2 separate regions of the Homo sapiens genome follow, and region 1 is linked to region 2. A link is a loop called in an ENCODE intact Hi-C map of the cell type or tissue named here. Cell type or tissue: ascending aorta. All regions are shown on one strand. Links, peaks and the distances in the headings refer to the core of each region. The heading gives the core; the rest is flanking DNA.

Evidence for each region. Hi-C counts contacts between places; a loop is a spot of excess contacts. Peaks named below come from ENCODE experiments on the same cell type or tissue, not always from the same donor. Only the 100,000 strongest peaks of a DNase experiment are listed, where the experiment ranks them.
Region 1: a loop joins it to region 2, with 2.8 times the contacts of the local background. A loop is called at or near these places in 1 of 110 quality-filtered maps.

Annotation. Positions count from the first base shown.
Region 1 is chrX:133,474,829-133,479,223 of GRCh38, forward strand. No RefSeq gene overlaps it. Among named protein-coding and RNA genes, the nearest start is that of GPC4, 62 kb to the left of the region's middle. In ascending aorta, for the core only: no CTCF peak of the experiment used is centred there; no DNase peak of the experiment used is centred there; H3K27ac peaks cover 1,098 bases.
Region 2 is chrX:133,333,335-133,337,729 of GRCh38, forward strand. The region is part of intron 2 of GPC4 (glypican 4); the gene reads right to left. Among named protein-coding and RNA genes, the nearest start is that of GPC4, 80 kb to the right of the region's middle. In ascending aorta, for the core only: a CTCF peak has its summit at 1,870 (motif pointing right); no DNase peak of the experiment used is centred there; H3K27ac peaks cover 568 bases.

The sequences.
Region 1 (4,395 bases), core at 206-4,205, 140 kb after region 2:
TCTGCTTTTTGTGCTGGCCAATATCCTCACTCAGCCATCAGGTCAGCGTCCTGTTTTGTATGTTAACCCAGCCAGTGAAAAAGTGATGGTACCTTATTGACCATAGATTACACTTGAGACACACAGGCCTAGAAGCATCATCTTTCCAATTAGATGGGGGAAAGGGGGAGGTTGTGATCCAATGGGACCCCCAGTGAAGATCCCATTACAGTGTTAGCAACATTTTGGATGTTAACCAAAAACTGTCCATCAACTTGCAACTCCAGCAATTACAGATTCCACTTGGGAATTTGACTCTACATGGGACTACATTTCATCCAGGGAGAGCTATCTGGATGGCTCTGATTTAGGATGCAGGTGTGTTGGGAGATGTAAGTAGTTAACTTTTGTAAAACATGCCAAGGCCTTTCAATGAAAGGTGTTTTGAGAAAATCTACTATTGTTAACATCATCTTCTTTTTGAGACACTCCAGGAGCCAAAGTGCTTGTTTTCACACTAGTTTCATGAAAAAAAGGTGTCGACTGTACCAAGTTAATCCATTCTTGCAAAATGCCCATGGAGCCAGCGTGAATTGAAAAATGACTTAAAGAAAAGACCTTCCAAAGAGCCAAAGACCTTCTAGCACCAATTATGCCAAGAAATGCTAAGCCAATTAGCAAGTTGGCTAATTTAAAAAGAAATGTTAGAAGTAGTCAGTGAAAATGGACCATCACCTTGATAAATAGTCCATCTGTTTGAGTAGCATTTCCAGTGTTAATTGAGGTCTGGGTGACTCAGTGCCCTGGTGGCCAAAAATCTGTCCTGAGAAAAAGTAAAGAGAAGGTACTCAGAGGCCAAACCATGGAGCCCATGGCTTCTCACATCTGCACACAGCCCCCAGGCCAGTGCTTTAGAACACCAGATGTTTACGCTCCACTTCCTGACCTCCCTTCCAAATGGCAGTTCTTGGAGTCCCACTGAAGGGCTTTGCAGGCTGTTTGTTTTTGTGTGGAGTGCTGTGGATTTGATTTTTGCCTGCAATGACTTCCTGACAGAACTGTTTCTCCAAATGATAGTATTTCACTAGGAAATGGTTGAAAAACAAGGACCAAAATGTGAATGTGGACTTCAATGTTCTCCACAGGCCTGAGACCCCTGCCAGTGCCCTGGGTGGGTGGGCAGGGGTAAGGGTAGAGATTCCTAGGAACCAAAGATCTTAATTTTAAGGCAAAGTATTTTTTAGAGCCCCTAGGGAGATGTGAGCCTGGGAGAGTTCTGCCTTCCCCAGTATGGAAACCATGCCAAGGGTAATGAAAGAAGTAAATGAAAATGTTGAGCCTGGCAGCATGAAAGATTGAGTAAACCCATCATTTGGTCATTTGCAAAGTGGCTGGAGAAATTGCATTCTTGCTGGCAGAGCAGTCCCATGCAGGCGATGACATGCCATTAATAAAGTGCCTGTCTCTCCCACTTGCTCCAGGATTTGGTTCTGGATGCCACAGGGAAGAAGCCACTGCTTGACTTAAGGGACCAAACAGACCAAATCACTTGATTGAAAGGGTTGAGGCCAGGCATGGTGGCTCACGCCTGTAATCCTAGCATTTTGGGAGGTCGAGACAAGTGGATCGCTTCAGGCCAGGAGTTCAAGACCAGCCTGGCCAACATGGTGAAACCCCGTCTCTACTAAAAATACAAAAATGAGCCAGGCATGGTGGCACGTGCCTGTAATCCCAGCTACTCAGGAGGCTGAGTCACGAGAATCGCTTGAACCTGGGAGGTGGAGGTTGCAGTGGGCTGAGATCGCACCACTGCACTCCAGCCTGGGTGACAGAGCGAGACCCTGTCTCAAAAAAAAGAAAAGAAAAGAAAAGAAAAGAAAAGAAAAGAAAAGAAAAGAAAAGAAAAGAAAAGAAAAGAAAAGAAAAGAAAAACAAAGGCCTGATCCAGTGCTTTCAGTTCTCTAATAGCCAACTCTGACTGCAAACAAAGGAGTTGCTTTCATACAGGTCACAACCCTTCCCATAAACCCTCCTCCTTGGAGATACCCTTTTTAACATGGCACTTTATCGAATCAAGCCAAAACAGGCCAGAAAATACTAGGCATCCATTCTGTGCCCAATATGGTGCCAGACATGAGGAAAAGCAGTACACCAGTCTGTTGGGGAAAGAAGAGAGACATACAACACAACTAGAAGGATGTTGTAACACTGCACAGGCCCAAGCAGTGGATTATATGGTGCGAGAGGGCTCTCATCTTTTTGGAGTCATTTGTGAAGGTTTGGGAAGGCGATAAAGAGAGTAAAAGGCATTCCAGGCAGACGATTACAGCACAAAGATGGCAGGGCAGGAATGAGCATGACCAGTGTGGGCCAGACTCTGTGGCCTGGCCAGGTCAAAGAGGGTGAAGTGAGAGGGGAATTGTTGGAGAAAAGTTGGAGATAAGAGTGGGTCAGGGAGGGTTTTATATGGCAGGATGAGGACTTTGGAATGTGATCCCCGAGCAATACAGAAGACCCTGCAGAATGACAGGGATGTAAAGAAAGAAGCCTTTTAGGCAGATGCCTGTGGCTTTATGTGCAAGACTTGGAGGAGTTGAGTGGAGGGTTTTGCAGCCATGCAGACCCACGGTGGTCAGTGCTTGGCCAAGGCTAGGGCTGGGAGAATGGAGAACCAGCACAGCCTATGGCACAAGCAAGGGCTTTGGAACCAGACACACCTGGATTCAAATTCCCTCCACCACCCCATGTACCTACCACTTATGAGCTGTGTAACCTTGAGCAAGAAGCCTCTGTTTCCTTCCCTCTAAACTGGGGCTAACCCTCTTGCTTGCCTCCTAGGGAAGCCACTGGATCCCCAGAGCTAAAGCAAGGTGAGAGAAGCTAGCCACAAGTTTAAGAAGGTAAAAGTGACCTGGAAGGAAGTGTGTCTAAGGCACCTAGGAGGCCCCACGAAGCAGTAGCTTCTCATGTTTAGGCTCATTCAAAGAGACTTCCTGAGAAAGAACCAACAGGATCTAGTGCCAGGGAGGACTGCAATTGCCGGAGATGGGGGAGACACTGATGATTGCCATGGTTCAAAATGGGGAGGACAGTGGCCCAACGGCCTGAGCCTGGGAATTGAGCTGGGCCTGGGTGGGGGTGGTGATAAACCAAGCTCTATTTTAGACGGTGTTTTTGAGGGCAAGAGGAACTGCCTCCCAGCTGTTTGTTTTATATGTGTATTCCTTCTCGCAATGTTCAGGCTCCTAAAGGGCCTTGTTTAGAGAAGTGCTGCAGCAAAGCAGGAGAAGGTATATTTTAAAGTGACAGGTCTAAAAATACTGCTCTCTTTTTGCCCTTTCACAGCTGCAGATTCCCAATCCTGATCCTCACTGGGAGAAATAATAAAATGCATATGTTTATAATAAAAATCATATTTCCCTCTTCCCGTGATGTCTCCCAGTTGTAGGTTCCCATCCGTTTGCTGTTTGACCTATCATTTAACAAATGTATTTTAAGAAAAGTAATCTTTTCTACTGACATGTCCTATAAACGTCACATCCTCAGCATTGGTTCTCATTGAGGAACAGAGATGCATGTTTTGAATATTTCCATAAATGCTTTTCACTCCATTCCCAGGCGAGGATTTTTAAATGCTTGCTTTGAGACAAAATATACAGACCATGCACTGTACAATGATGTAGGTCTCTCGGGCCTGATTGTCAGAGGGCAAGGTGAGAGTTTGGGTTCTGGAGAAATTTGCTACAATTGGCAGCTGAAACCCAGGCCTCAGCTCTTCTGTGGGTCATCATTCAGGTGTGCTCAGCGCAAGGCATCCTGGGAAGTCAGTACTTGGGCCTTACCCTGAGTAGAGTGAATGGGACTCTGAGAGACTTCTCTTGAAGGCACTAAGTGGGATTGTGTTGACGGTGGGCTAAGTCAACATTCATTGTGCAAAGCGCAGAGAAAGCATCTCTTCCTTTGTCCTGAAGGATGAGGCCCAATCAGAGAGCAGGCACAGATCCTCTGTCATTTGGAAGGGAGCTGATGTTGTTTAGAGACATCTATCCATCGTTGTTCTATGGATTAAAGAAAATGAGTTTAATGCACTCAGTAGGGCACCTGGCACATAGTACGCACTCAAGGAAGCAAGATCTGTCCCACTTACAGAAAGAGCAAGGAAAGATATCTCAAGGCCACTGCCAACTGTGTTGGAAGTCCAGGCAGGGATTGTGGCGGGGACTAGGAATAGGAAGGAGACATGGAAATGGTGTAGTACAAGGCAGAACACAAACAGAAGAGAATTAAGGGAGCCAAGGCAGATTACCTACAGGATGGGAGAGAAAAGGGTAGGAAGAGCTGTGATTAGGTGTCAGGCAGGTAGCGAGTTAACCCCTATATACTTGGTCATTTCACAGTTCATTCATTCATTCATCC
Region 2 (4,395 bases), core at 83-4,082:
AAGTCAAAGCTAAGAGGAGAGGCCCAAAGTTAAAGTGCTTTGGGCTCGTAAAGCTGCACATGCATTTTCAATCCGATGAGATAGCCAATGCTAAAGTCACAATTGGTCACACTTCAGATAACAACTCAAAAGGCAGAAAACCTTTGTCAATAGAGAAATGTGTGCATTTTGTCTGAGCTTTTGATTTGATTACAGTAAGCTGGCAGTGGCTCATTCTGGTCAAGTTTCACAGAGAGATTATAAAAGAATTAGCAAAAGTAGCTGGCTTTTTAGTCTCTTTCATATGGAAAGAAAAGAAAATAGAATCATAAAGGAAAGAGTAGCAGTGCTTTCAAACTAAATCGGAGACCACTGGCATAATCTGGAAGAAACACTGCATTTGCAGGAAGGCCAGAAGGCCTCATGTCTTTCTCCGTACTTTCGAGGCTACTCAGCCTATGAAATGTTGCCCGCTGTACTACAGCAGAGGTTTTAGAAAGCAATGATTTTTTTAATGTCTTAATGAAATGTGAGGTGAGGATTAAAAACCAATCAATGTTGTATATTATGCTATGCATATCTATGACACACTTACTTTGAGGGTGTTTTAGACTTTTTCCAATGTAAAACCCTCTCAGGGGATCTTTAGTAAGTGTGGCTATATAAACGACAATTATCTATATAGGTAGAAAATAGTTAAAGTCAGGGGTCAGGAAAATTCCAGAAATTTCAGCTTAGTCAATGGCCATGAAGCTTATCTGGACATATTTGTCTTTTAAGGTTAGCAGATAGCTCGCTTCCACTGAGGTCATGCCTTTCACGGGCATATAAATTTTAATGCCTCCTACTCACTGATCCTCTGCACTGGTTAATGGCTAATATGAACTACAGAAAATTTGCAGTTGGTGATTAAAATGCAGATTCTGCTAAGTCTGAAGAGTGCTTCGTGCCCTGCCTCTGTGAAGTGATAGGAAACAAGGGGCCTTAGGGCTTAAGGGAAGGGTAACTGCTTGGTTTACACTTGGCCCATGCAGATAGATGGGACAGACAATTATTTCTTTTGTGTGCATTTTAAGCTAATTCAGAAAATTTCTACTATTATTCAAGTTAACAAGCTTCAGGCTCATGGGAGGGTTTTTCAAAGACCTGGTGAAAGTAGCTGAGAGTTAAAAAATGATAGAGGGAAAATAGAGGGTACCATACAGACGGCTAATTAACATCTTGTAAGGCCTTTCACTAAAGCAGCTGGTCTAGTCACATGTTTAAAAGATTCACAGAATTGGTAGGATTGAAAAGGGTTTTAGAGAGCATCTAGCTCAACCCCCTCATTTTATGGATGGGAAAACTGAGACTCATTTAATTGCCCCAGGTCACAGTCACAGTGGGTTCACTGCAGAACTAGGATGATAATTCACTGTGCACTGCCTCCCATCCAAAGTTATTAAATTTGCTCTGAAAATGACAAATTAAAGGAGTTTTCCCAATAGACTAGCATCAGACAACAACCATTTCCTTAGTTATTTAAACATGCAGAATATCTACAGTTTGATACAGGCAGTTATGTAGCAATGACATTACTTCATAGCTGTAACATCATTTTTACTATGTAATTCAGAAATACATTTAACATGGCAGCTGTAATCACCTTAACCTATTTGGGATTTTAACTATGCTTCTTTTAAAAACAACTATTTTCTCACAAAATGCCAGGCATTTGGGGGCGGGTCTTTATGCTGTGGTCCCAAAACACGGATTATGCCCCACTTCTATTTCTATTCCCTTTGCCAAGCAATTTTCCCTAACTCCCTCCTGAATTAAGTATGTGATTAGCATATTCATGAGATGACTGATTCAGCTAAGTTAATTAGCAGCTCTACTATCAAAAAATTCCCAGAATTGGCCAAGAGGGGGAGCAGCTAGCTCTGTCACTACCACAATCTGGCTCTATGTCTCCAGCAGAATACAGATTTCTGGTATTAAACATCCTAAGTTAAAAAGTGGGTTTAAAAAATGATAGCATAGAAAAACACAGAGGCCAGTCTTTAAACTCAGTGATATAGATTTAAAATATAAGAAATCTGATGATTTTTGAGGGGGAGGAAGTGTTCTCTTGTACGTCACCCAAATCCGAACACACACACACATACACACACACACACGCACACACACGAGTTTATATCTTAAAAACTGATATAGACCGTACAGTCTCTTGAGATGTGCAAACGATAGGAAATTAAAAGTACAGAATAAAAAAGGGCCTTAGAGGTAAGGGAACTGGAGAAGGGACTCATCTCTCAAATCCAATGACTATAAAAATGTCAGAACTGGCACTAGAACCCTGACCAGGGTCAATTGAGGAAGAATGATGGAAAACTGGGATAATGAGATGATTTCTGGTAACAGAAGGCTAACTCTCTACAAGCCCCCAAACTTTATTTTTGTTGAAAAGGTTTTTTTTCAATAATTACTTTAAAAGTAATTATTTCTACCTTAGAAAGAAGTGGTATCTCATAGACATAGACAGGTTTTGATGATAGACAAAGTTGTCTGGGGTCAAGGTCACCACTTTGAATTTACACTGTAAGCTTGCAGATGACAAAAGGTACTCCCTTGAAGTTGCCTGACCCATAATATTTCCATGTGTCCTTTTACTATTTCCTTACTATATGTCCCCAGCTGTCTCTGTGCAACTTCACTGCTCCATCTTGGTTCCCTACCACCATCTTTTTAGTCTGCCCAACTTTCTCTCTTCAATTCACACCAAGAGCCAGGGTTTAGCTATTATAATAGTTTGGATAATTCTTTGGCCAAAGCATCCACCCTTGAATTTCTGAGAGTCAAGACATATCCTATAGCCTGTTAATCAATGCCCTTGGATCGGCAGGCATTGAGAATTACTGGCAAGTCCTAATTGACAGCCTTAAAAATTAGTCAATCATCGCCAGGCGCGGTGGCTCATGCCTGTAATCCCAGCACTTTGGGAGGCTGAGGTGGGCGGATCACCTGAGGTCAGGAGTTCGAGACTAGCCTGGCCAACATGGTGAAACCCCGTCTCTACTAAAAATACAAAAATTAGCTGGGCGTGGTGGTGTGTTCCTGTAATCCCAGCTACTTGGGAGGCTGAGACAGGAGAATCGCTTGAACCCAGGAGGCAGAGGTTGCAGTGAGCCGAGATTGCGCCACTGCACTCCAGCCTGGACAACAGAGCAAGGCTCCATCTCAAAACAAACAAACAAAAAATTAATCAATCAATGCAGCACCCACTAGGGGACTATGATTTGGTGGGTACCAGTCAACTAAGGTTTTACCATATAAAATTATCTCATTGTTTCTGTAACCTAACATGGAGAAAATGTGCAAAGTATTCTGGCATTCCAGTATTCCAGCATTCCAGTATATTGATCTCCAGATCAAGTACATTTCAGCTACTACCCATTAAAAAAAAACCTTGTATCTATGTTCCCTAACTTTATTGTCTATGCCATATTTTATGTTATATTATATTATTTTATTTATTTGTTTTGAGACAGGGTCTTGTTCTGTTGCCTAGGCTGGAGTGCAGTGGCGCAATCTTGGCTCACTGCAGCCTTGAACTCCCAGGCTCAAGTGATCCTCTCACCTCAACCTCTCAAGTAGCTGGGACCATAGGCGCACACCACCACTCCTGGCTAATTTTCATATTTTTAGTAGAGACAGGGTTTCACCACATTGCTCAGGCTGGTCTCGAACTCCTGGGCTCAAGCAATCTGCCCGCCGTGGCCTCCCAAAGTGCTGGGATTACAGGCATGAACCACCATGCCCAGCCTATGCCATATTTTAATTTGAAGTCAGAAAAAACACTGGAGTTTCATAATCATTAAAGTTTTGAAACTGATCAAGGCACAGTGTTAACATATTTATTGAATGTGAAGCCTGGTAGGGAAGAGCAAGAAAAACTTTCTATCCTTTTTAAAAAACACATGTTAACACTTACTGATAAAGTTTCTCTGTATGGTTTAAGAAGAAAACAACAACAACAACAAAACACTACACATTGGAATCATAGTAGTGCTATAAAACCATGGGGAGCGAGAAGGGAAAAGAATAGCTAAACCAGTAGGCCCATAGGCAATGACTGTGGGCTCCCTGCCAGGAAGATACAAGTCTAACAAGAAATGAGGTGACTTGCAGTAGAAGGCCTTGGAACTTGGAAACAACTTTATCTCCACTACATTGTGCTGCCAACGGGAGAGTCATTTCTAAAGAGCAGATTTTTTTTTCCTTCTAAATTCCATTATGAAGCCCCTAAGTGGTGATTTTTAAATATCAACATCTTAAGTTTTCAAAAATGACCATTTAATTAGCTTTCTAAGTTTTCTCCCCAAAGTAAAAGAAAAGGCTTAGGTTATTATCTTGAATGAGAAATGCCATGGTCAG